Regions from separate parts of the Mus musculus genome. Here all the other regions are linked to region 1. A link is a loop called in an ENCODE intact Hi-C map of the cell type or tissue named here. Cell type or tissue: left cerebral cortex. All regions are shown on one strand.

Evidence for each region. Peaks named below come from ENCODE experiments on the same cell type or tissue, not always from the same donor. Only the 100,000 strongest peaks of a DNase experiment are listed, where the experiment ranks them.
Region 2: a loop joins it to region 1, with 2.5 times the contacts of the local background. A loop is called at or near these places in 2 of 42 quality-filtered maps.
Region 3: a loop joins it to region 1, with 2.3 times the contacts of the local background. A loop is called at or near these places in 2 of 42 quality-filtered maps.

What each region holds. Positions count from the first base shown.
Region 1 is chr4:139,071,249-139,079,248 of GRCm38, reverse strand. It overlaps Htr6 (5-hydroxytryptamine (serotonin) receptor 6), which reads left to right and starts at 3,679. Exons shown (of 4, transcript NM_001377096.1): 1 at 3,679-3,816; 2 at 3,920-5,207. The coding sequence starts at 4,488. In left cerebral cortex, CTCF peaks have their summits at 309 (motif pointing right), 768 (motif pointing left), 3,111 (motif pointing right) and 5,040 (motif pointing left); DNase peaks (open chromatin) are centred at 3,179, 3,435, 3,957, 4,871 and 3 more places; H3K4me3 peaks cover 2,203 bases; H3K27ac peaks cover 2,096 bases.
Region 2 is chr4:138,968,005-138,976,004 of GRCm38, reverse strand. It overlaps Rnf186 (ring finger protein 186), which reads right to left. Exons shown (of 1, transcript NM_025786.4): 1 at 7,640-8,000. Tmco4 (transmembrane and coiled-coil domains 4) reads right to left here and starts at 3,100. Exons shown (of 17, transcript NM_029857.3): 1 at 2,718-3,100. In left cerebral cortex, a CTCF peak has its summit at 3,726; DNase peaks (open chromatin) are centred at 2,468, 2,579, 3,128, 3,720 and 1 more place; H3K4me3 peaks cover 1,602 bases; H3K27ac peaks cover 1,716 bases.
Region 3 is chr4:138,993,137-139,001,136 of GRCm38, reverse strand. It overlaps Tmco4 (transmembrane and coiled-coil domains 4), which reads right to left. Exons shown (of 17, transcript NM_029857.3): 6 at 4,565-4,739; 7 at 3,086-3,113. Among named protein-coding and RNA genes, the nearest start is that of Gm33214, 22 kb to the left of the region's middle. In left cerebral cortex, CTCF peaks have their summits at 3,806 (motif pointing right) and 4,501 (motif pointing right); DNase peaks (open chromatin) are centred at 1,126 and 2,369; H3K27ac peaks cover 371 bases.

The sequences.
Region 1 (8,000 bases):
CACAACCTGCACAGCTCTTGGCTTTCCCCTCGGTGTAGTGGGGAGCTGTCTTGGTCCTCTGTGTCTCCGGGAATGGAGAGTGCAGCAGGCGTCTGACTTCCTGAGATAGTTGGTCTATTATCCAAGGTGGCATTACTGCCTGCCTCCCTCCTAGAGAGAGGCAGCTCACCATGGCTGGGTGCAGCTAAGAAAGGGTTAAACATTCTCAAAAGTCCCTTTGCACCTGTGGTCGCTAGGGAGGCCTCCGCTTTACCATCCATTCCAGGACACAAAGGACAAATGAAGAACGTCCTTAAGTTCCAGGTATTAACAGTGTGACCACAAGGTGGCCCCCAGGGCCAGTCTTAAATATAAACTCACTTCTTTTTCTTTTTTCATTTTTTAAGTCAGGGTTTCTCTTGCCCTGGCTATAGACCAAGATAGTCTTGAACTCAAAGATCTGCCTCCCTCTGCCTCCTGAGTGCTGGGATTAAAGGTGTGGGCCATCACTTTTCCGGCTGAAAAGAAACTTTTTAATTATAGCATAGTGCAGATCGTAATATAACAAACATGCGTGAAGAATTGGTCACCTGGGATTAGCAAGTGTTAAAATGATCATGTTTTTAGGGGCTGGAGAGAAGGTGGCTTAGTAGTTAAGAGCACTTACAGAAGCATTTAGTAGTTAAGGGCTGCTCTTACCGAAGTTCAGTTCCTAGGGACCACATGGTGGCTCAAACCTGTCCAGTTCCAGGGAATCTGATGCCCTCTTCTGGCCTTCCTGAACACTACATTATGCAGTGTACATATATTCCTACAGGCAAAACAGCCATATACATAAAAGTAAGTAAATAAATAAGTAAGTAAATAAATAAAGCAGTCATGTTTTGTAAGCTGCAAGGAAGAGTCTCAAATGGCCATCCCATTTGCATCTCTGCTGTCTGATATCACAGCATGGAGAACTGAAGAGTCTTTTGTAGCCCCGCATGGTGGTGATGCCGCTAACCCAGTCCTCAGAAAACTGAGCTGGAAAATGGAAAAGCTGAGGCTAGCCTGGGCTACATAATGAGACCTTGTCTCAGAAAAACAAGCAAGCAAGCAAACAAACCAAACACATGCAAACAAGACCCATTCCGAGGAGACAGCTGATCTGGAAGGCGCCTGCAGTTAAACCTGATGACCTGTGTTTGAGCTCCATCCTTGGTACCATCTGATAGGAGAGAATGCCCGAAAGTTGTCCTCGCTCCTCTTACACACACACACGCACACACACTGCAACACACACACACACACACACACATGCACACACTGCACCACACACACAGAGGCACACACTGCACCACACACACACACACACACACACACAGAGGCACACACTGCACCACACACACAGAGGCACACAGAGGCACACACTGCACCACACACACACACACAGGCACATATTGTATCATAAACACAGACACACAGGCATACACTGCACCACACACACACATAATACATACACACACAACACACACACAGGCACACATACACACACAGAGGCACACACTGCACCACACACACACATACAGAGGCACACACTGCACCATACACACACAGACACACAGGCATACACTGCACCATACACACACAATACACACACACACACACACACACAGAGGCACACACTTCACTATACACATACACCATACACACACACACACACACACACACACACACACACACACACACACAGGCACACACACAATTCCAAAACAAAAGAAACCCTTTGCTACAGGATTGCAGAGATGGCTCAGTGGTTAGGAACACTGGCTGCTTTTCCAGAGAAGCTGTGTTCAATTCCCAGCACCCACATGGCAGCTCACAACCATTTGTAGCTCCAGTCCCAGGGGATCCGATGCTCTCTTCTGGCCTCCACAGGCACCAGACATACATGTAGGCAAACAATCGTAGGCAGGAGAAAAAATAAAAGAAGAAGAAGAAGAAGGAGACGGAGAAGAAGAAGAAGAAGAAGAAGAAGAAGAAGAAGAAGAAGAAGAAGAAGAAGAAGAAGAAGAAGAAGAAGAAGAAGAAGAAGAAGAAGAGGACGAGGAGGAGGAAGAGGAGGAGGAGGAGGAGGAGGAGGAGAAACCTTTGCCAGCATTATAGATCAAGTAACAGATTATGACGATAAGCCCTGATTCCCATGCTGCAAACATATCTCCTGCTGCTGTGTTAGGCACACCAGGGCTATGAGAGGCACCTCAGGATGAAACGCCAGTGAGAGACACAGAAGCCAACAGCTAGCACCGACATAGGACTGTCAAGCTGTTGGAGCACACAGTGTCATCTAATCTCCCCTGACACCCCGTGAGTCAGACACGGAATTCTGCTAACTGTGGCTGGAGAGAAAAGAAGGCCAAGGGATCAGCCGCCACCGGCCCTGAATGCGCAGAACCTACTGAGCATCAGAGCTGGGATCGCAAGTGGGTCTCTGACGCTCCATCCAGGGGTGACCTTCTGTTTCCTCAGGCCTCACAGTGTGGAGTGAAAGACAGGGTCCGTCTTTTGGGTGCTGCGGCTGACTTCACCCACCTTTGGGTGTGAGTGGATACCGTTGATCTGCGGATTTGGACACCGGGCATCTTAAGCACCTTCTGCCTTGAGCACCTGGCGGAACTCGGTTCCACCAGATCCTTGGTTGCCTGGTGCTGGAGACCTCGGTAGAGGCTCTTGACCTCTCTGAGCCTCAGCGTAACACCTTCTTCCTGGTATTTATATTTCTGGCATGTATATTCTGGCTTTATAGTTGGGGGTAGGAATCTGGGTAGAGATATTCCAGGACAAACCAAGGCCATGAACGCAGTGGGCTCTTCTAAGTGGGAGGTATTTCCATTTCAAAAAAGATACGTGTCAGGTTCTCTTCACACTGCTGTACATTTTCTCTCCTCCTCCTCCTTTCCCTCCTCCCCTCCCTCTTCTTCCTCCCCCCTTTCCTATAGAAATGACCACTTTACGTTTCCTTTGCCCATTTCTTGTCCATTTCCTTCCACTAGAATGGAAGTTCACAGATGGGAAGCGTCATCTAATGTCGTGGTGTCCAGATAGATGGTCCAGAGCAGTACCTGGTACCTACAAGGTGTGAAGAAAACTTGGTCATCACTAGGAGGCGCTAGGCCCTACCCCTGTTTGCAGTGACTACCCTTCCAATGGCTTGGAGATTCCCAAATCCCTCACACTGAGACTTGGAGCGCCAACAGGTCAGGGAGGGGGACCTTCACCAAAATCACTCAGTGTTGTTAGAGAACTGGCAGGGTTGATCCAAAGGTGAAGTGTGGTAGAAATTATTTACCCATTGTATAGATCCAGCAGCTGAGGCTCAGAGGGATCTCAAAGGACTTGCTCGGTATTTCCCAGCTGACTTCTCTTGAAAGCTCGGTGATTCTTACAGTGAGTGGCTCGACCCCCATTGGGGAGCAGTCTCCGGGTACATACAGGTCACGTCCCCCTTCCTTGACTTCTGCCTGCGCCATCACCACATGTGGGCAGGGGAGCCACAGGCGAAGGTGTGGGGGCTGCGGGCGCCCGGGAGCGCTTGGAGCATCCTTCTCCAGGCCTAGGGTACCACAACCCCGCTCGCCAGCTAAGAGGGGCTCGACTCTGCCCGCCCACCGCGGGGCGGGGCGGGGCGCACGCTCGGAGCCTCCGGGACCGCGCGTGGCTGAAGCGTCGCGGGCTCCTGCGCACCATCTCCCCGGCTCGGGAGCCCTATGCCCGCCGCGCCACCAGCCGCTGCCTGTAGTCTCCAGCCCCGCGGCGCTTGCCGCAGTCGCCGGCAGCGGATCACCCGCGAGCGCCCAGGTAGGGAGCGCGGGCGGGAGGCGGCCAGGCGAGCCGGCGCGGCCGGGAGGGCGGAGCGCCGCGCCGCGCTGCGCTCCTCTGCCAGCCCTCTCTCCCCCACCAGGTCTGGCCCGGCCCGGTCCGCGGCCTCCGGTACCCGGGATCCTTCAGTGCCTAGGGGAGAAAGGAGACCTGCTTTCCGCCGCCGAGCTGCGCTCCTGTTCTTGGGCCACCCCATTGCGACCCCCACGCGCGACAGCTCGTGATCAAGCGTACTCACACGCCCACCCTCCTCAGAGAGACTGCCCCGACCGGAAGGCGGGAGTTCGCCTCCTGCTCCCACCTCCCCAGCCGTGCCTCTGGCCAGGAGCCCCACCCCCATCCTTAGGCATCCCCGGTGGCTCTATTCCATTCCAGGGCTCTCATCCAGCCCCAGCCCAACTTTCATGGACTCGGCGCATCGGTACCCCTCCCCAAACTTCTTACCCGAGTACTCCAGGTGGCCCCGCCATAGGAGGCGCCCCTACAATCTCTCCCCGACCTCTTGTAATGGTTGCTCGGTGACCTAAGAACCCTGTTTTGCCACCTACTCCTCTGAGGTGCAGTTTTTACCCATCTTGCTTTCTCTTCCTTTGGCTTCACCCTGTATCCGCATTCACCATATCCTGTCCTGGTCCTCAACCCTAGTCCCCATGGTTCCAGAGCCCGGCCCTGTCAACAGTAGCACCCCAGCCTGGGGCCCCGGGCCACCGCCAGCCCCAGGGGGCAGCGGCTGGGTGGCCGCTGCGCTGTGCGTGGTCATCGTGCTGACGGCAGCCGCCAATTCGCTGCTGATCGCGCTCATCTGCACGCAGCCCGCGCTGCGCAACACGTCTAACTTCTTCCTGGTGTCGCTCTTCACGTCGGACCTGATGGTGGGATTGGTGGTGATGCCCCCAGCCATGCTGAACGCGCTGTATGGGCGCTGGGTGCTAGCTCGCGGCCTCTGTCTGCTTTGGACCGCCTTCGACGTGATGTGCTGCAGCGCCTCCATTCTCAACCTCTGCCTCATCAGCCTGGACCGCTACCTGCTCATCCTCTCGCCGCTGCGCTACAAGCTGCGCATGACAGCCCCGCGTGCCCTGGCGCTCATCCTGGGTGCCTGGAGCCTCGCCGCGCTGGCCTCCTTCCTGCCCCTCTTGCTGGGCTGGCATGAACTGGGCAAAGCTCGAACATCTGCCCCGGGCCAGTGCCGCCTATTGGCCAGCCTGCCTTATGTCCTCGTGGCGTCCGGCGTCACCTTTTTCCTGCCTTCGGGTGCCATCTGCTTCACCTACTGCAGGATCTTGCTGGCTGCCCGCAAGCAGGCGGTGCAAGTGGCCTCGCTCACCACGGGCACGGCTACGGCTGGCCAGGCCTTGGAAACCTTGCAGGTACCCGGGGTGGGTTTGGGAGACCTGGCTTTCGGGATGGGGAGAAATAAACCGCCCTTGGGAAACCACTGGGTGACTGCCTCATAGTTAACAGTCGTTGCTAATCCCCCAAGGCCGGTGGCTATGGCTTTCGGATGAATTTCAAGCTCTGACTGTGGTGGGATATGCGGGCTGTGGTGAGCTGGGTATGGAGGAGGAAGCTGGCATGCTTCTCTGTGACGGGCCCCATCCTGTATCACATCTGGGGAACTTAGAAAGCACCCTCTTCCCCTCGTATTCACACACCTTTTTCTGGGCCTGTTGGTCCTGTCTTCGAAATAAGCATGCCTTTGCTGTCCATCCCTAGTCTAAGCCACTGTCACCTCTCACCAGGGAGCTCACTTTCCCAGAGCCAAAGTGACTGAAAAGAAGTTGGCCATTTGCTTTCTTGCTACAAACCCCACCTAGCTCTCCACAAGGCAAAATCCCACCTCAATTATGGCCCTTGAGGATCCTTCCAGGCCAAACTCTTACCCTCCCTTTCCCTCTCTCCTCTTCTTCTCTGCCTACACCAGCCTCAGGGCCCCGAGGACAGTCTTCAAAGTTGTCATGTTTCACTCTGTGCCAAGATTTCGGGCCTTACTTTGAAAGAAGGCCTCATGTAGCTTCAGTGGACTCCAAGCTCCCTATGTAGCTGAAGGTGATCTTGAACTTGTGATCTCCCTGAATCTGTCTCCCAAGTTGTTGGTACTATACATGTGCCCTGCCATGCCTGGCTTAAGGTCTTTGTGTTTGCTGTTCCCTCTGCCTCAACGCCTCTGTCTGGAGCTGCTCTTGCTGACCCTGACTTCTGGGTCTGAAGGCCCACGGCCTCCCTGATGCTGTTGCCATCGCAACCCCTGTTTATGTGTTGATTTAGCCACACTGCCTCCATGGCTTGGGGACTGTGTGAGGCTAGGCCAGTTTTGACTCCCAGTACATATAGCTCAATAGTTACCTGTGCAGGCCCCTTATCTCAAAGCAAGCATGGCTGCTCTTGCCATACAGGTTACTGGGCTCCTGGCTGAGGTCCACCGTGGCGGGTGAGATGTAGGCTCTCTAGGCTTGGGCTCCTGAGACTTAGGTCTGTGAACTGAGCCCCTGGCAAAGGTCCCAGCTGCTCTCTGCAAGGACATCTCATAGCCTCAGGTGAAGGAGGTTCGTAGAGGTTGGTAGCCTTGGGGTGAGGTTGGTAGCCTTGGGGTGAGGTTGGTAGCCTTGGGGTGGGTGGGTGTGTCACTGAGCAGCAAGGGACTTGGTGAGGTGGGCCCCCAGAGCAGCTGGGCTCCAATGCTGTGAGGGAGACATGATCGTCCAAGGTCTGGTCACCTAGGACAGTGGTGTTTGGAGTGGACAGGAGTTCTGGCTGTGACCCTCTCTTTCCCAAGCTGTCAGTAGGCCTGATTCAGTCAGGTCGAATGAGGGCCTTCCACGCTCTTTTCTCAGAACTTTGGTATTTTCTTTTGGTTTACAGGACAGGGTTTCTCTGCGTAGCTCTGGCTGACGTGAAACTTGCTCTGTCGACCAGGCTGGCCTTGAGCTCACAGAGATCTGCCTGCTTCTGCCTCCCGACTGCTGGCACTAAAGGCATGAGCCACCATCACCACCGCTGGTGTTATCCTTTTTCTTTGTAAAGACTTCACTCTTGCTTGGTGATTTGCTCCTGCCTTGTCACGGTTTTATTGACTTTTGTTGGTCTGAGGGTAAGAGGTGACTGCACTTGATTCTCACTTGTGTGAATTTCCTGGCCTCAAAGGCTGGTGGCTTCTCCCCAGGATCCCCCAAATTGAGTGACCTACAAGTCAGTGTTTGTGATGTAAACAGATAATATCTGATGTCTGCACACAGTAGGGGCTTGTTTCTTACCTTGCAAAGATGTCAGATGGCTCAGTGGTTAAGAGAGCTTGCAGCAAAATCATGAAGAGTGGAGTCTGGACCTTGGCACTCACATAACAAGCCAGGCATTCCACAAGCACTCGGGACTCCAAGGCATTGGGTTCTGTCTCTTGGATTCTGTGCATGTGAGGGTGAGCATGCAAGTGCGCATGTGCACACACACACATGTACACACACATACATGTGTGCACACACAGACACAGACACACACACACACACACAAAGTTAAAAAGATAAGGGACTGGCCAGAAATCTCAGTAGGTATTGGCACTTGCCACCAAGCCTGAAGACCCAAGTTTTATCCCTGGGACCTACATGGTAGAAGGAAAGAACATACTTCCATTCATGTCCTCTGACTTTCACCTGTGTGCTCTGGCATGGGCATGGGGGCTGCACGGCTGCTTCTGGACCACCCCAGACCCCTTCCGTGTGAGATGGCTAGTATATATACACACACACGCGAGCGCGCAAAGAAAAACAATATTAAATCCAAATGGAAGTTCATGCGTTCTTGAAGCTATTGGTCAACTGTGGCACAGACTCTCCTGGGTCTACCATGAAGCTCCACCCTTGCTCTCAGAGATTCTGAAAAGGAAAGAGAATCAGCTGGGGTGGGGGGTAGGAGTGGGGTATCTCTCCTACTCCCATCTCTTTACTTCCATGAATGTGTTCAGAAGGAAAAGTTCCTCTCTTCCAGAAAAGACAAACCAGTAACCCTTGCCTCAGACAGTCACAGGAAACACAGGGCAGGGATGTCAGAAGGGGCCCAGCAGTATCTGAAGAGCTTTCATCTGTTATGCCCGGAACCTGAGGCTAGCTTTCTCATTATGAGTTGGAAGAACAAAGAATATGGAAGACAGCTTCCAGCTCACACCCTAT
Region 2 (8,000 bases), 100 kb after region 1:
TCTACGCTGAAATGCAGTATTTCAGAGCCCAGGATCTCTGCTGGGAGAGTGTTTGACCAGCATGCATGAAGCTCTGTGTCCCCACCCGCACCCCCCTTTTCCATCTGTCTTATCCCAGGAGGTGGAGGCTGAAGGATCAGAAAACCTAGGTGGTCATCATTGGCTACATAGTGAGTTCAAGGCCAGCCTGGGCTACATGAGTCTGAAAAACCACTGAAGGAGTACAAGAGGACTATCAACAATCTAATGTACAGACCACCTTCAGGTCCCACATCCACCAAGCCCAGGCTTGGGTTGGGTCTGGCCTTCCCAGTCCAAGTTCAGGCTGAGAAGCAGCAAGCTAAACCAGTCAGTTGTGTCCCTAGCCACGCTAGAGCCTGGGCCTACAAAGGCTCCAAGAGTTCTGTCACCCTGAAATGTTCCTTCAGTCCCGTGTCAAGCTTGCAGACTGGTGTTTTGTAAAAGAAGTCAAGGTGTTCCCGAGAGGTCACAGCTTGCTGGGGGCCTTTCAGGAAGCTGAGGAATACACCCTGACTGTCTGAGCCTGTGAGAGTCTGGAGGAAAACAAACAGGAAATGCTGGGTGTGAGGTGGGTGTTATGTTTCCAGCCCTGGAGGGAGCCTCAGCCTCCTCACCTGGAAGTCGGCCACCCCAGCTCTGTGTGTGGCTAAGGTTTCTCTACTGAGGAGAACAGGCTGTCAAGTCACTAGACCTGTGAGGAAATGCATCTCTGAGGCAGGCAATGGTTGTGCACTTGAAAGGCAGAGGCAAGTGGATCTCTGAGGCCAGCCTGGTCTACAGAGTGAGTTCTAGGACAGCCAGGGCTACACAGAGAAACCCTGTCTCAGAAAAGAAAGAAAGAAAGAAAGAAAGAAAGAAAGAAAGAAAGAAAAGAAAGAAAGAAAGAAAGAAAGAAAGAAAGAAAGAAAGAAAGAAAGAAAGAAAGAAAGAAAAGGCAGGCATCTCTGCTCGTTTGAGGCATAGCTCAGTGGTTTTTGTAAAAAAAAAAAAAAAAGCCTGAGTTTTGTCTTCAGCATCCCAAGCAAATAAATTTTTATTTATTTATTTTTAATTTTATGTATTTTGGTGATTTGACTACATGTATATTTGTGGGGGGGGATGTGGGGGGGGGATGTCAGATCCCCTGGGGCAGGTATCACAGCCAGTTGTGAGCTGCCATGTGGGGGAATTGAACCCAGGTCCTCTAGAAGAACAGCCAGTGTTCTTAACCGCTGAGCCATCTCTCCAGCCCCGTGTTTTGTTTTCAAAACAGGGTTTCTTTGAGCCCCATCTGTCCTGGAACTCACTCTAGACCAGGCTAGCCTCAAACTCACAGAGATCTGCCTGCCTCTGCCTCCCAAGTGCTGGGATTAAAGGTGTATATATCTCTATCTCTATCTATCTATCTATCTATCTATCTATCTATCTATCTATCTATCTATCTATCTATCTATCTATCTATCTAATTTAAAGACAGTTTCTCTACATAGCCCTCATTGTCCCCTGGAACTCACTATGTAGACCAAGTCAGTCTCGAACTCACAGTTTGAGATTAAATCCCAAGCACCAGGATTAAAGGTCTATGCCACCATCGCCATGCCTGGCTTTAATTTACTTTTGATTTGGGTACTGTGCTTTCCAATTCATGAAGCATCCTGACACGATCTTCAGCACTGGGAAGAATTATAATCCATGATCCTCTTGTGTTATAAGGAAATGAAGGTTCAGGGTGACACCCAAGGTGACACAGAGAGGAAGTGGCAGAGCCAGGCTCAAGTTCCTTGAGGGCATCTTTTAAGTCCAGGGGAGTGGGAAACTGAGGCTGGAAGCAGCATCTTCGGTGATGCCCAGAGGTTCAGGCGGTTTGGTAGGGTTCTAACTAGGAGGATGGGGCCCTGGGTTCCTTCCTGACTTCTCAAACATACTGGGTAATTGGGGATTTTGGTGGCCTTGTCTTTCTGCCTAGCTGATTCACCCTGAGGAGTCTTCACTACTGTGTCTTCAGAGCCTACACGATGACACATAGTAGGTGCTCAATAAATATACCCCGTGAGTGGCGTCCTGGGAAGCCCTACAGGGGTGTGTTCCCTCCTACTTGAAGGCAGCAGTGGCCTCAGGATCAAACCTGCAGATTTAGCCAGCCCCAGCTTCTACTCTGGGTCACCCCTGGCAAGGACAAGGACATCATGGAGGCCAGTTTTGAACCTAACACTGGGTCAAACTCTGAAGTCAGCTCACCCTAGTTAACCTCTTTGCTCTGACTGCCTGGTCCTGGCCAAAATCATCCCATTGTTCCCAGACTCAGTTTTCCCGGATGTAAAAACCTGTAATGTGAAATGTCCCCTACTCTGTAAAAACCCGCAGCGGGGCGAGAAGCCACGCCCCCGTCACAGCAGGAAGGGGCCGGGCCTTTCCGGGACTCTAGGGCTTCCCAGGCCTCGGGGAACTGAGTCTGGAGACACAGAGGGTGGGAGTGGGTGCCTGGAGCTCCCAGTACGCAGGGGGCGTCCAGTGACCCTGCGTGACCTTGAGCAAGGTCCTTTCTTCCCTTCAAACCCAGCGACCGGTGCCCTGGGCTGTGCTGGCAGGCGGGGGCCGCTGGCATGCTCGTTGGCATCAGTTTCCCCTCCAGCTACTCAGGAGTCCCGAGAGCACTTCCGGGTTCGGAAGCGCAGTGGAGGCGGCGTGGGGACGATCGGGGCTCCCCGCGGGCTTACCTGGAGGCGGCAGCGACGGATGGGACGACGGCAGAACTTCTGGCAGCCCCGCAGCTCCCGCCCTGGCGCTCCCCGCCTGTTCTCTCCCTGGCCCAGCCGCCCCACACCGGCCCGGGCCGGTCCCGCCTGCGCAGCCCTAGGGCCCGGGCCTTCCGGGCTGGGCCGGGCGCACCGCCACCTAAGCCACCAAAGCCATCGCCCGGGTGCTGGCCTTGGGACGGGACCCGCACTTCTGTGTCTCCCGCTCCCCAGGAAGCGAGAGCGCGGGGCACAGGAGGGGTCTGCAGAGAGTGCTCACCAGGGGCTGGGCTGGCATGAGGGGAGTTCGAGCAGACACTTGAAGGGGAAGCTTCCAAATTTTGCCGCCACACTTGAAAAGAGCCTGTCCCAGAAGGTGCCTCCCCCTCCTGTGCACACTGCTCGGTGAAATTTGCAACACCCACGCCTTCTGATCGTTCTTTCACTTTCTCTAATGCTCGCCAGTCGTTGCACCCGTGGCTCTTCCGTCCCACGGGCCTCCGTTTTGGGGTTCCATTCCTGTTAGACTAGCCACCCACTCAGCTCTAGTCTTTGAACAAGTATTTGCTGAGCACCTACTACGTGCCAGCAAGGTTATGGATTAGCACACCAGGCCTTCGGGCCCATATTTTAATCGTAGTATTTAACACTGAAGTTGATTGTTTTCCTGTTTGCCAATTTATAATCTGGGTATCCCACACTAGAACTTAAAGACCCCAAGAATGGAAGGGGGGGTTGTCTCCCATGCCTCATCCTCCGCTCTCCTCATTTGGGAGCCGGCTCTTGGTTGCCCAGGCAACCTGTGAAATTTCATCACACCTAATCTACAGGTGAGGAAGTAGGTGGCCATCCTGGTCAGGGCTGGAATCTGAGTCACCATGACCTCTGACGTCGTTGCTCTTTCCCCTGGAGAAGATAGGCTGGAGTTGGAAATGGAAAAAGTTCTCGAGCGGACAGATGAGACGTGCGGCATTCCAGCAGGGAGCCTTATGACTCAGGATCCGACTGGAACGCTAGAGGGCCTCCATCACCTGATCTCTCTATCGGCCAATCAGGACCTAGAAGAGCTAGGAGGTTATTGTAGGTCAAAAAAGGACAGTTGTGGAGGGTTGAAGGATTCTAGCTGAGATTCTGGGCATCACTAAGTTGGGGAAATAACCATACCAAGGTGGCACGCTCCCCCCGCCCCCCGCAAATATCATGGAATTTTAAAAGATCCTATTGTTGTCTATGAGGAATGGAGGATTGGAGTGACCAGAGGCCACCGATTAAGAAGCGGTCCTGAGCTGAAGTAGCCAGCCTCAGCCTGAGCAACTAACTACCTTAGCCTTTCAGATGTGAGACAGCTGCCGTTTTTTTTTTTTTTTTAATTTCAGCATAAGTTGATTTTAGTAAGTTCTTGATATTAAAAAAAAATAAATGTAACTCTGAAAGTTAAAAAAAAACGGTCATTCTCTAATGGAAAACAGAATCACAATGGATAAAGAAAATCAATATGGAAAATAGTTTTAGAAAAGAAGACATACTCAAAACAAAGTGATCGCTTAGGTGGGGTTTGGGGACAGTAAAGACGCAGGGAGAACACTGCGAGTGACTCCTCTGCTTTTAGTCCATAGCCACATATCAATATTGATTTTTTAAAAAAATCTTGTCCAATGTATCAGTGTTAAGATTGGAAAGTAAGGCAAAGGTCACATGGATTTTTGCTGAGGACTCTGCACTATTTCTGAAACTCTCCTGTCCGCTGGTCGCTCTAAAGCCCTTGTCACACACGTTTGCTAAGCAAGTGACAGCTTGCATCCTTACTGTAGTTACAGGTTGCCTCTGAGCTAAGCCCTGCTTTGCCTTTGTTTAAAAGGATCAGCAGGGCCTGATGGTGAAACCACAGCTCCTTGTTGCAGCGTGGTGCCAAGGCTGAGGCAGGGGGATCACAGGCTTGAGGCCTTCTGGGGGCTTTACAATGAGTCAAAGGTCATCCTAGGTAATTTAGTGAGACCATGTCTCAAAAATAAAAAGGCGAGGAAGGCTACAGCTCGGTGGCAGGGCCCTGGCCTGGCAGGTTCCTTCCCTTGACATCCATAATGAAGGAGTGGGCCCTGCGGGCCCTGCTTTTAGAGTCTGAGGGCAGCAAACGGGCCTCTCCACAGAAAGAAGTGAGGATAGTGTTCTCCCTGAGTGATTTAAGGCCTTTTAACATGTGGCTATGTACTAGCTAATAATGAATTTTGTATCACCAGGGTATTTGTCTCAGACTTTTAAAATGTATCATATTACGGGAGGGATGTCAAAGGTTCTCTTGTCTTTATTGGAGGTTGGCCCCAGGATCTGGAATGAGTGTTGAACTTTGGAAGTATAGCCCCGTCCCTCTTTTTAGGTCAGAGGAGGATATCAGGTATCCAGTTCTGTCACTTTCCACTTTTTCCTTCAAGGCAGGGTCTCTCCATGAACCTAGAGCTACCCTCTCATTTCCAAGGGGATGAAAGAAGGTTCAGACCTTCAGTGTGGACCAGAGCCTGGCCCTGCACTCGAGGCCTCTTGCCTGTCCTTTCCACTCACATCCCCCTGCAGCACTGCCTGACTTCTCTGCCCACTCCAGGGCAGCAGTGACCTTGCCTGTACTCTTGTCCCCAAGCTCTGATGTTCCAGAAGATGGTTGGGACCAGGTCATCTTCAAAGAGACAGTAGTATTAGAATATCTTTGCCCAGGGACCCCAAAGATACCTTGGCTGGGACCCACCCTAAGCCAGGAATGACAGGGGCTGTGGGTCTAGGTCCCAAGCTAAGACACGGGGCAGTAGTTATTTGATCAAATGAGGGCATTCTTCAAGCCTGGGACTCCAGTGTTCTCACCTGTGGGATTCCAAGCAGCGAAGCCTGGAGAGGGGTAGTCAGCAAGCCCAGCCTGCTTTTTAATCTTTCTTCCTTCAGCAACCTGCTCATCTCTGAATCCCCACGGTTCCTGTAGTTCATTTCATATTTTCTGTGACATTTCTCCCACACCCATAGGCAGCGATCAGATTTTAGGTTCGTTCTATTCACAAAGGAGGATTCACATTGCTAAATCTGGGCTAATTCCTAAAATCTCTAGCATAGACTGACCGTGCAACCTTAAGCAGGTAGATTCACCTGTCTGATCTCAGTGTCTTCCTCTGCACGAGAGGGAACACAGTGAGTGGTTCAGCGCCACAAGGCTGTCAGGAAGCCATAACGTGTCAGTTAGGGAAACGCCTGCCTGTCTTATGAGTACTGGGCAAACACTCTCCCACCAAATGGTAACAAAGTATTTCCTTGACCAACTGAAAACTCTGGGGTGGATTTTGTCTCCAGGAAGTAAAACGGGCCTGGAGGAGTAGGTGGGGAGACAACGTTCTTTTGCTGTCTGCCTGGCAGTCATCCCAAATGTCACACACAAGAGGCCAACAGGAGAGATGCCGTCTGTTCACCCTCTGGGAAAGGGTGTTCTTCAGGACTATGCTGGCTGCCTGTGAGAACCGGAGCTCATGCACACCCTCAACACTCTCGCTGCACTGGGAATTGTCTGGCCTTATAAGAAAAATAAGAAGTCACTGCCTTTTTCAAGGCAGTATACTGCACTCATGTTCTTGCTCGCTTTGGTATTTATTTTGTGAATTGCATTGGGGATGACTGGACCTAGGGCTTCACACATTCCAGGCAAACATTTTACCGCTGAACTCTACCCTCAGCCTGACACACAGTCAGACAGAAGGAGCCCTTGATGTGACCTCCTCACAGGCGTTCAGAAGCATATGGCCCCTCCATCGATCGGCTTGTGGCTCAACCAGGCCCTGAGCAGTTGGGACATCCAGGGAATCTTAGGACTAACGGAGTCAGACTTAACTCAGTCTGAGAAAAGGGAAGCAGAGAGCCAAAGACCTTGCTCAACAGCATGTGACCACTGACCAGGGCCAGGCACCCAAGGATCCAGTGGCAGAGTCCTCTCATCTCTCCTGACAAAGGTCCTGTCACCATGAACTGTGCCCTCCTGTTAGTCTCCTACTGCAGGAAATGGGGTGAATGGGAAAGGACAGTGCACAAGGCCTGGGGAGTCCCTCCAGAGTTTTAAGTCTGATCACAGGGACTCTCCGAGACAAACTTCCAGCTCCCACACTGGGCTTCTTGCTCTCCCACTTCCTCTTTGCTTGAACCCACCAGGGCTCATTTCTGAGGGTGGATTCCCACCCCCCCCCCCCCGCGCTGCATGAAAAAAGAAGCCCAAATAGTCCTGAAGAGATGACCCAAGGACCTTTCTAGCGACTGCCGCTCTGAGGCTGAGGTGGGGTGACACCGCCGAGGACCGTTGCATTTACGAGATGTTTTATCTTTATGACAAAGGAGCAAATAGGGCCGTAGATGTGATAAGAAGAGAGGCGCCATCTGGAAAGCTTTCGTTCTGTCATGTGAGTCTGGGAGTCTGATGGAGAGCTGAGTCTCTCTCTCTCTCTCTCTCTCTCTGTCTCTCTCTCTGTCTCTGTGTGTGTGTGTGTGTGTGTGTGTGTGTCCATGTCCCCTGAGATTCTCTGAGTCAAGCCCTCATGGTACGCAACTGGTGATCTCAGCGTAGATCCTAAGGACAATTCCTGGACCCACCCTCTCCACACCTCCCCATCTCTGTCTGCTGATCCTCGGATACCCTCTCCCCACTTTACAATTCCAATTCCATGTGTACTCCACCCTGGGGTGGACCCTGTGGGAAACCGTAAGGAGACTTTTGGCATGGAAGGTTTGGGATCAGTGTAGCAAGCAACCCTGGGGAAAACCTGGCAGTATCCCCTTGGGCTCTGGCACCCCAGGAGGGAAAGTGGGCAATGGCTAGAGATGGTCACAAACTTCCCAGGACACAAAACATCAAAGCCCAAATTTAAAAAAAATGAAGCCAGCTACATGGATTACAAAAGAGACCTGGTTCTATTTGCTTTGTAGTAAGGCCAATGTCCCAATATGTGTACAAAGGGATATATACAAAACTTAGGAGCTCTGGAATAGGGGTAGGGACCCCACCACCCTTGAGTCACTCATTCAGGGGGTGTCTCCTCTCTTTCCCCCTTTCCTTCCTATGCTACACAGGAACAGGCAGGTGCGATCCCACTGTTCCAGCACAGAATCCTTGATCCAACATGGCCAGTCTGGCTTTGACACGCAAGTCCAGTTCGAATGTGATTTTGAAAGGCGGCCCCTAGCCCCTTACCCATGCAGACTGTGAGGTCTGGGGGAGGAGGGAACCTTGGCAGCACTGGGCCTGTAGGG
Region 3 (8,000 bases), 78 kb after region 1:
CACAATTGTTACATCTCAAACCCAGGACAAATGGCCAAGGTGCCTATTTAGCATCTCAAAGCAGACCTGGCTGCCAGGTTCTCCCTGCATCTCTCAGCCCTTACCTCTTATGGGCATGGCTGGCACTGCCCATCTTCTACCCTAAACTTTTCCAGCCCAGGGTGGGCTGCCCTTCCCCCAGCCTCCCTTCCCTGTATAATTCAGCCATTTTGGCTATCTGGACCTTTTGTCTGCTCTGTACTCTCCTGGCTCTCCCCTCCCCTCCCCCACCTTCTCATGTGGCCCAGCTCAGGGTTGTGTTCACTCTGGACTCTCTCAGATGTCCCTGCCTCTGACTCTGCTCTCCCTCAGACCTACAATGAACCTCCTCCACCATGCTTGGAGCAGTCAGGCTCCTTCCTTTTGATTTCTTTTATTATTATTATTATTATTATTATTATTATTATTATTAAAAAATAAACCCTTTCTTTCTTAAGCTGGTAGATTCTTAAAGACTTTATTTTTTAATGCGATAATGTGGGTAGGTGTTTTGCCTGCATGAGTGTCTGTGTACCACGTGTGGTATAGAGTATCGGATTACCTGAGACTGCAGTTATAAATATGGGTGCTAAGAATTGAACCCAGGACCTCTGGAAGAGCAGCCAGTGCCCTTAACCTCTGAGCCATCTCTCCAGCCCTGATAGTCTATTTTTAAGTTAAAATAAACAGACAAACAAAATCAGGGGAAACCAGTCCTCTATTACCATCAATTATGCAGCTGAGTTTCCCACATCACTCTTACTTACTGCAGTGGATGGGCCTCTGCCCCGGAAAAGCACCTTCCTGCAGTGTCTGTCCGCCAGGACAGTGTCCTTGGTCACAGCGATGAGAAAGGCGATCAGTGCAAGAAACATGTGGTGGCAAGGAGGGCCACAGCTGTCCCTGCCAGTGTGGCGTCAGGGTGGATTGTAGGCCCGTGGAAGAGTCTGAGCTGCAGGCTAGAGGATTCTAGAAGCCTGTACCCAGAGCTTAATGGGCTGTTCTGGAGAGCCACCCATAAAAGGCTCCAACTTGTGAAAAATGCAAATGTATTTGGAAAAAAAGAACTGTAAGCTATGACGCTTTCTCTGTGTGAACTCAACTTCCCAGGAAGTGCTTTCCCCAGATCAGGCACTAAGGGGCACAGGGCCAGCTACAGCTGTTTAGCAGTTATGCTGGCTGGTTTTATGTCAACTTGACACCAGTTAAAGTCATCTAAGGGGAGGGATCCTCAATTAAGAAAATGCCTGTATAATATCCATCCAGCTGTAAGGCGTTTTAATTAGTGATTTATGGGGGAGGCTCATCCATGGGCTGGTAGTCCTGGGTTCTACAAGAAAGCAGACTGAGCAAGCCATGAGGAGCAAGCCAGTAAGCAGCATCCCTCCGTGGCCTCAGCATCAGCTCCTGCTTCCAGGTTTCTGCCCTGTTTGAGTTCCCATCCTGACTTCCCTCAGTGATGAATTAGGGTGTGGAAGCGTAAGCCGAATTAACCCTTTCCTCCCCAACTTGCTCTTTGGTCACGGTGTTTCACCACAGCAATAGAAACCCTAACGGGGACAGCAGGTGTGCACAATGCATGACTTACAAGGTCATAGAAGCTTGCACCAAAGTTGAGGACTCTGGGCAATATGTGGCAGAGTTAGAGACCCTGCAAGGAGGGAGGCCTCAAGAGACCGTTGGACGAAGCTGTGAAGGTGAGGCATGAAATCCAATGGCGATCCCAAGAGGGCGGAGAAACCAAGACCACGGGAAGCGTGCCTCAGAAAATTACAAACACCTATTGAAGTGTGCAGGCAGCAGAACTGGGGAGTGGGGCTGCTGGAGCCTGCTGGAGCTCGGAGCCCAGCATGTGCGGAGGGACCACCTAGAGCTCGGATGTCAGATTCAGGGTTGCAGGAAATGTTCTCTGTTCCTTCTCTGCCTCCATCCCTTCCTCTTGGATTGGGCTGCCTACTCTGTGCCTTCGGATGTCGGGAATAAACAACTTACACTTTTGGTTTTACAGGGACTTATAGTTAAAAGGTCACCGTGAGTCTCAGAAAAGGCTTTGGGCTTTTGGACAGCATTAGGACTGTTAAGATGAACTAATACACATTGCGTTAGGAGGTGGCTGCAGGCACTGAAGTCGACGCAGGTAGAATGTACCACTAAAAATTATGTGTCAGGGTATCACGTTGAACGGGGGCGTGGTGGGTGGGAGGTGTAATGACTCACCCTCAGTGACTCAGGGCATGGCTGTGTGTTCCCAGACAGGTTACATGAGGAAGGAAAACTCACCCTACGTGGGCAGCAGCACATGGATTGAGGTCATAAAAAGGAGAGCACCGACAGGCAACCAGCCTTCATCTGTCTGCCTCCTGACTGTGGATGCAGTGTGACTGGCTTCCCCTGCCCCCTCCACGCCTTCTCCACTGAGATAAGCTATGCCCTCAAATTGTGAGCTAAAATAAACCCTCCATCTTTGCGGCATTTTGTTCGGCACACCAACACACCCGGCAAGTGAGGGCTGAATGGAATGAGGTAGGGACAGAGCAAGCAGATGGACCAAGGACAGAAAGTTATAGTGTCCAGCCTAGGGATCAAATGCAAAAGTGGAGGGGGACACCCAAGAAGCTACAAGGAGCCACAGCTGGGAGAAGCCGCCACACCTGGGGCTTGACTCTATTGAATGAGGAGGTAGGAAAGAGGATGAGCAGCCCCTCCCCCAGGGCCTCGGGCCACACTGGAGGGGCTGGAATCCCTTGCTGGGTGTGAGGCAGGGAGACAAGGGTGGCCACACAGGCCTCTGGAAACGTCATTGAGATCTCAGAGGACAGCAGAGAACTGGCTGGAGTGCCAGCAAGGAGGAAACCCCAGCTGTTACCTCGGAGGCCATGACACTGCTAAGCTCAAGGATGCTGGGTGGTGAGGAGGGGACAGATTTGAGGGTGAGGGGGCAGAAATCAAACAAGCCGGGTCAATATCACATGGTGCTCATCAAAGACATTGGGCGAGACATAGGTGTGGCAGGGTCCCCAGCCTCACTGCGTGTGGACCACACCACAAAGGCAGCAAATCCACTCACCATTCTTGAGTGAGAAGCTCAGGAGGTCCTGTGGGAAAAAGGAGACAGAAATCGGTGAGGTGCTGACACGCCACCACCCAGCTCATGGGACAGCTAAGTATTAACTCCTACCAAGTGGAGATGGCAAAAGCCCTCCACCCTACAGTACAGTGGCAAGCCAGGTGCCAACTGGGCACGTGGGTGAATATGCAGGCCGCGGTGAGGAGGGAAAGGCCCTACATCCTGCCTGTGCACGTGGCTATCAGAAGTTGGTGCCACAAGCTCTGCCTACTGAAACTGCACTCAGAGAGGGTGAGCGACATGTTCAAGGGCACACAGCAAAGCTGCTGCTTCAGAAAAAAGGTCACCATAACTTGATAGAATGCAGGCTCTGAGGTCAGACCACCAAGGTTCAAATCCTGGCTTTGGCTACTTATTAGCTGGGTGACCTTGAGCAAGAAAATCTCTCTGTGCCTCAGTTTCCTCAATATAAAGTAAGGGTGATTCTACAGATTAAACATGCCTAATTTAAAAATCCCAATTAGATAGATACATAGATACATAGATATGTGTGAATGATGTATATGTAAAACTATATATGTGTATGTACACATGTATATGTATATATCCATACATGTGTGTATATAAGCTATACATATATATTTAAAGATTTATTCGTGTGCATGCATATGAACACTTGTAAGTTTATGTGCACCATATGCATGCAGGAACCTGAGAAGGCCAGAAGAGGGCGCTGCATCCCCACAACTGGAGTTCCAAGAGCAGTACGCGCTCTTAATGGCTGAGCTGTCCCTCCAGCATCCTACTTCCATTTCCAAAATTATTTCAAGTGAAAAAATTCCATACACTGAACTGTGGTTCCATGCAGAAAGGGGTAAACATCATATAAAATTACCTTCAGACTATGGGTGTAAGACACACAGGAAACAAATACCAGTTTTGTGTGTAGAACTCATGTCCCATCTAAAGATGCCTTAAAGATTATGTGTACGTTAAGTATTCCAGCTGTGGGCTGCTGGGGACAGAGACTAAGTCACTTCCCTTCCAAGTCAGTCCTGGGGGCTGAGGTGGCTGCATAGCCCAACACTCCATCACCATATATTCTGGGGATGATTATAGCAGAGCCTGATTCATTATGGTAACTTCCTTTACTACTCATTAATGCACAGAGAGCGCATTTATAGACGTTAACATGATTGATTCTCAAACAACCTCCTGCAGTAGGTGACATAAACTGAATAACCAATGTCCAAAGTGCTTACAACCAGAAGTCCCTTCAACACTTCCAGTTGGGAGGGGGAGGCTGGAATATTCTCTTAACATTTATTTTTATTGTATGGGTATGGGTGTTTTGGATGCATCTGCAGACATCTGTCTGTGCACTACTTGTGTGCAGTACCCATGGAGCCCAGAAGAGGGCGCTGTAAGTGGAACTGGAGTTGTAGATGGTTATGAATGGCCACACAGGGGCTGACGTACCTGACTGACTGCTGATGGGTTGTCTCTCAGAATGGGGTCCTGCAATAAAGTCTGAGCAAAGATGTCGGCTCCTTCGCCTCCCAGGCCACTGGCAAAGGCCATTATGGTTGGGAGGACACTTTCAGACAGATGCAGCCATTTCACCAGGCCCGTCACAAATTCTGTGCAGAAGGAGCTAGAAAGAGATATAGTTAGATCCAGACCTTCTGGGGAACGTGGCCTGGAAATGCCAATGGTGGATGGATGGGGTCACATATGTCAACCTGTGACTAGAGTCCAGGAAATACAGAGGTGGCCCAAACAGAATCCTAGGTGACACAGCTCCTACCTTCAGTCCCCATCAAGACTTTTTACCAAGAACCACAGAGGAGAAGGTAGCCAGCAGCTGCTGCCTATGTGACCTGGAGCCATGCTGGGGACCAGGGAACAGAGATGTGTGAGGACAGAGGGAGGGGCTTAAGCAGCCCCAGTTCCACCTGCAGAGTTGGGCAGCAACCCTGGGGAGTCGAGAAGCGCCTGGATGTCACCAAGGGCTCATTTCTGGTATGGTGTCCACTGTAAAGGTGGGATCCTAACTTCAGCAGGTGTGCTGCCAAGGGGACAATGGGGCCACTGTGGAGAGGCAGGAGCCCTGTGATCTGAGAGGGAAGTGCACTGTATCTTGGGGACCGTGGCAGAGTCAATGCTGGCTTTTGATGTAGGCTGCCCTTGGGCACAGGGCTGAGTTTTTGGCGAGGGTTGATGGGGCATGGGGAACGGGAGAATTCATTAGGAAGCAGAGAAACGGAAAAGGTTGAAGCCTACTGGTTCCAGCCGGCTCCCCACAGGGAAACTGGCTAGACCAGGTTGGACTCCTGGCGATATTTAGAGCTTCCTCGTGGTGAAAGAACCTGAGGAGCCCAGACCCTTACACAGCACAGCCCACCCATCCCATCCCATTCCTTACAGCTTCTGAGGAGCAGAGAGGCCCGTAAGACCAGGGTATTGCATGGTGGGGTGGGAGCTATGGTCTAGATCTGGGCGATGCTGTCACCAGAAGCTAGTCTGAAGTAGAGATCATTGGGACTTCCCTGGGAACCAGAACTTACAGATGGGAAGGAGGGAACAGAGCCGGGCAGAGGGTGGAGGGCAGCTGAGCTGTTTGTCAACATCCTGAGGGACACCTAAGCTGACACTGCCATTGACCCTGGGGGAAAGTTCTGAAAATGAGGTGCCCCGGTGGCTTCAAGTGGTGACTCTATGCCAGCTATCTTGGGGAGTCAGGTGACATCTTGGGAATGTGGTCCTGTGTAGCTGGGGCGAGCCACAAAGGTTATAGACAGCGCAGGGCTGAGCTGACAGCCCCTCCTTCATCCCTATAAGGAGAACAGAGTGCCACAGCAACTTGGGAAAGTAGTTTGTCCTCATTGTCTGTGCCTCTGTAAAATGGGTTTAAGAGAGCAGCTTTATAAGGCAGAACACAGCATGCTGACAGTGCTCGGTGCTAGTTGATGTGGTAACTATTGACAGGTAACTGAGGGAGACAATGGAGGAAAGGGTGAGAGTCTGGCCACGGTGACAACTGTCCTGGGGAATCTTCGAAGTTCCCAATTCACCTCTCTTATTTTCTAAGGCTATAAAATGTAGGTGACATCGGGACCCACCCCAAGAGTTATATAAAAAGATAAAATGACAGGAGCAGTGTATGGCATCTGCAGGCCTGCAGTAAATGTTATCTCCTGAGATGGCCTGTGATAGATAGATAGATATTCACTTCCCAGTGGGTCATCCCGGGGACTGAGCCAAGGTTGCAGGTGGGTGTGGACGGGGATGGTTTCAGGAATGATTAAGAGGGTGAACAGACAGCAATCAGTGAGTACACAGGGATGGCTCAGGGCCAACAGAGTAGTCTAGCCTGCCGGATGTTGGGGAAGTCTTAGACCTAAAGAACTAGCTTGTCCTATGAGCACAGGGTTAAAGAGCACAGCCACCAGCACTGCCACCTGCTGTGTGGTCCTGGGATCGGTTACTCCACCTCTCTGTGTCTGATTTTGAATATGTGACATAGTTGTGATAGTGATGAAACCTACTTCTTAGGGTTGTTGGAAAGATTAACAATGTTACTATCTGTCCTGGGCAAAGGATGGCTCATGGGAGGCACTATCTACTGACATATTTCCCTAATGGTTGCTCTCTGTTCACTTCGATGGCTGTGAGGAAACACCCTGACAAAAAGCAGCCTAGGGAAAGAAGGTTTCATTGGCTTACAATTCACCAGGTTACAGCTCATCAGCTCAGGGAGGTCAAGACAGGAACTTACACCACCAGATCTACACTCTTAGTCAGAGGTGGAACAAGTCCACAGATCCTTGCTTGTTTCCTTGTTCTCAGCTATATAATGGAGCTCTCTTTGCTATCCAGGATCTCCTGTTGAGGGAATGGTGCTGCCCACAGTGGGCTGGGTCTTCCTATATCAACCATGGAGTCAGTCCTCCACAGATATGCCCACAAGTCAATGTGATCTAGATAGTTCCTCATTGAGACTCTTCTTAGGTGGCTCTAGGTTGTGTCAAGTTGACAGTTTAAACAGCACAAAAGGATCTAGTGAAAATCTGTGCATGTGGGTGTGTGCAAGGCCTCAGCTTCCATCTCTAGCACCGTCAAAAATGAAATAAGTCAACAACAGCAAAGGCAGTGATGCTCATACAGCTAAGTCCACCTGTGTGAGGTCTTTCTATACACAGATTGTTGAATTCTTACTACAGTCCCATGAGGTCAGGGAGGTCTTAGATCAACCCCTGCTCCCTGGATATGACAACCTACATTCATACATGTTAAGTTGTACCTCTAGACTCACACATTTGTCTTGCACCCCCAGGTGCCATGCTTACCCATTGTGGAGCCATTTCCTCTCTAGCAACTGTGCCACCCAGGGTCATCATGTGCTTGTCACCCACTAAGATCATCCTTATAAGCAGGATACCCTGATTATCCTTATAAGTAGGACACCCTGGTTTCTGGGGTTCAAGCTCTCCAGCATCCCAAAGGAGAACGGGTCAAGGCTTCCTTGGAATCTTGGCTTCCTCATGCTTCCTCCAAAGTTCCTCCCCTCAAGGATCACAAAAGATAGCCTTCAGGAACCTGGCCCCTAGCTTGCTTTTATGAATAAAGTTTTATTGACACATAGCCATGCTCTTGTTGTAGCCACCGTGGGGCTACAACAGAGAAGTTAAGTAACTGACACAGACCACAGCCTGAAAATCAAAAATACCTGAGCCTTGACAGAAGGAGTTTGTGCTGAACTTTGTCTACCCAACCAGTTTTGACTTTTTTTTTTTTTTGAGACAAGGGGTCTCAGAATATAGTCTAAGTTGGTCTTGAACTTGTGATTTTCCTGCCTCAGCCTCCTGAGAGCTGACATTAAAAATTGTTAAGTGTGCAGCAGATAGAGGTCTGG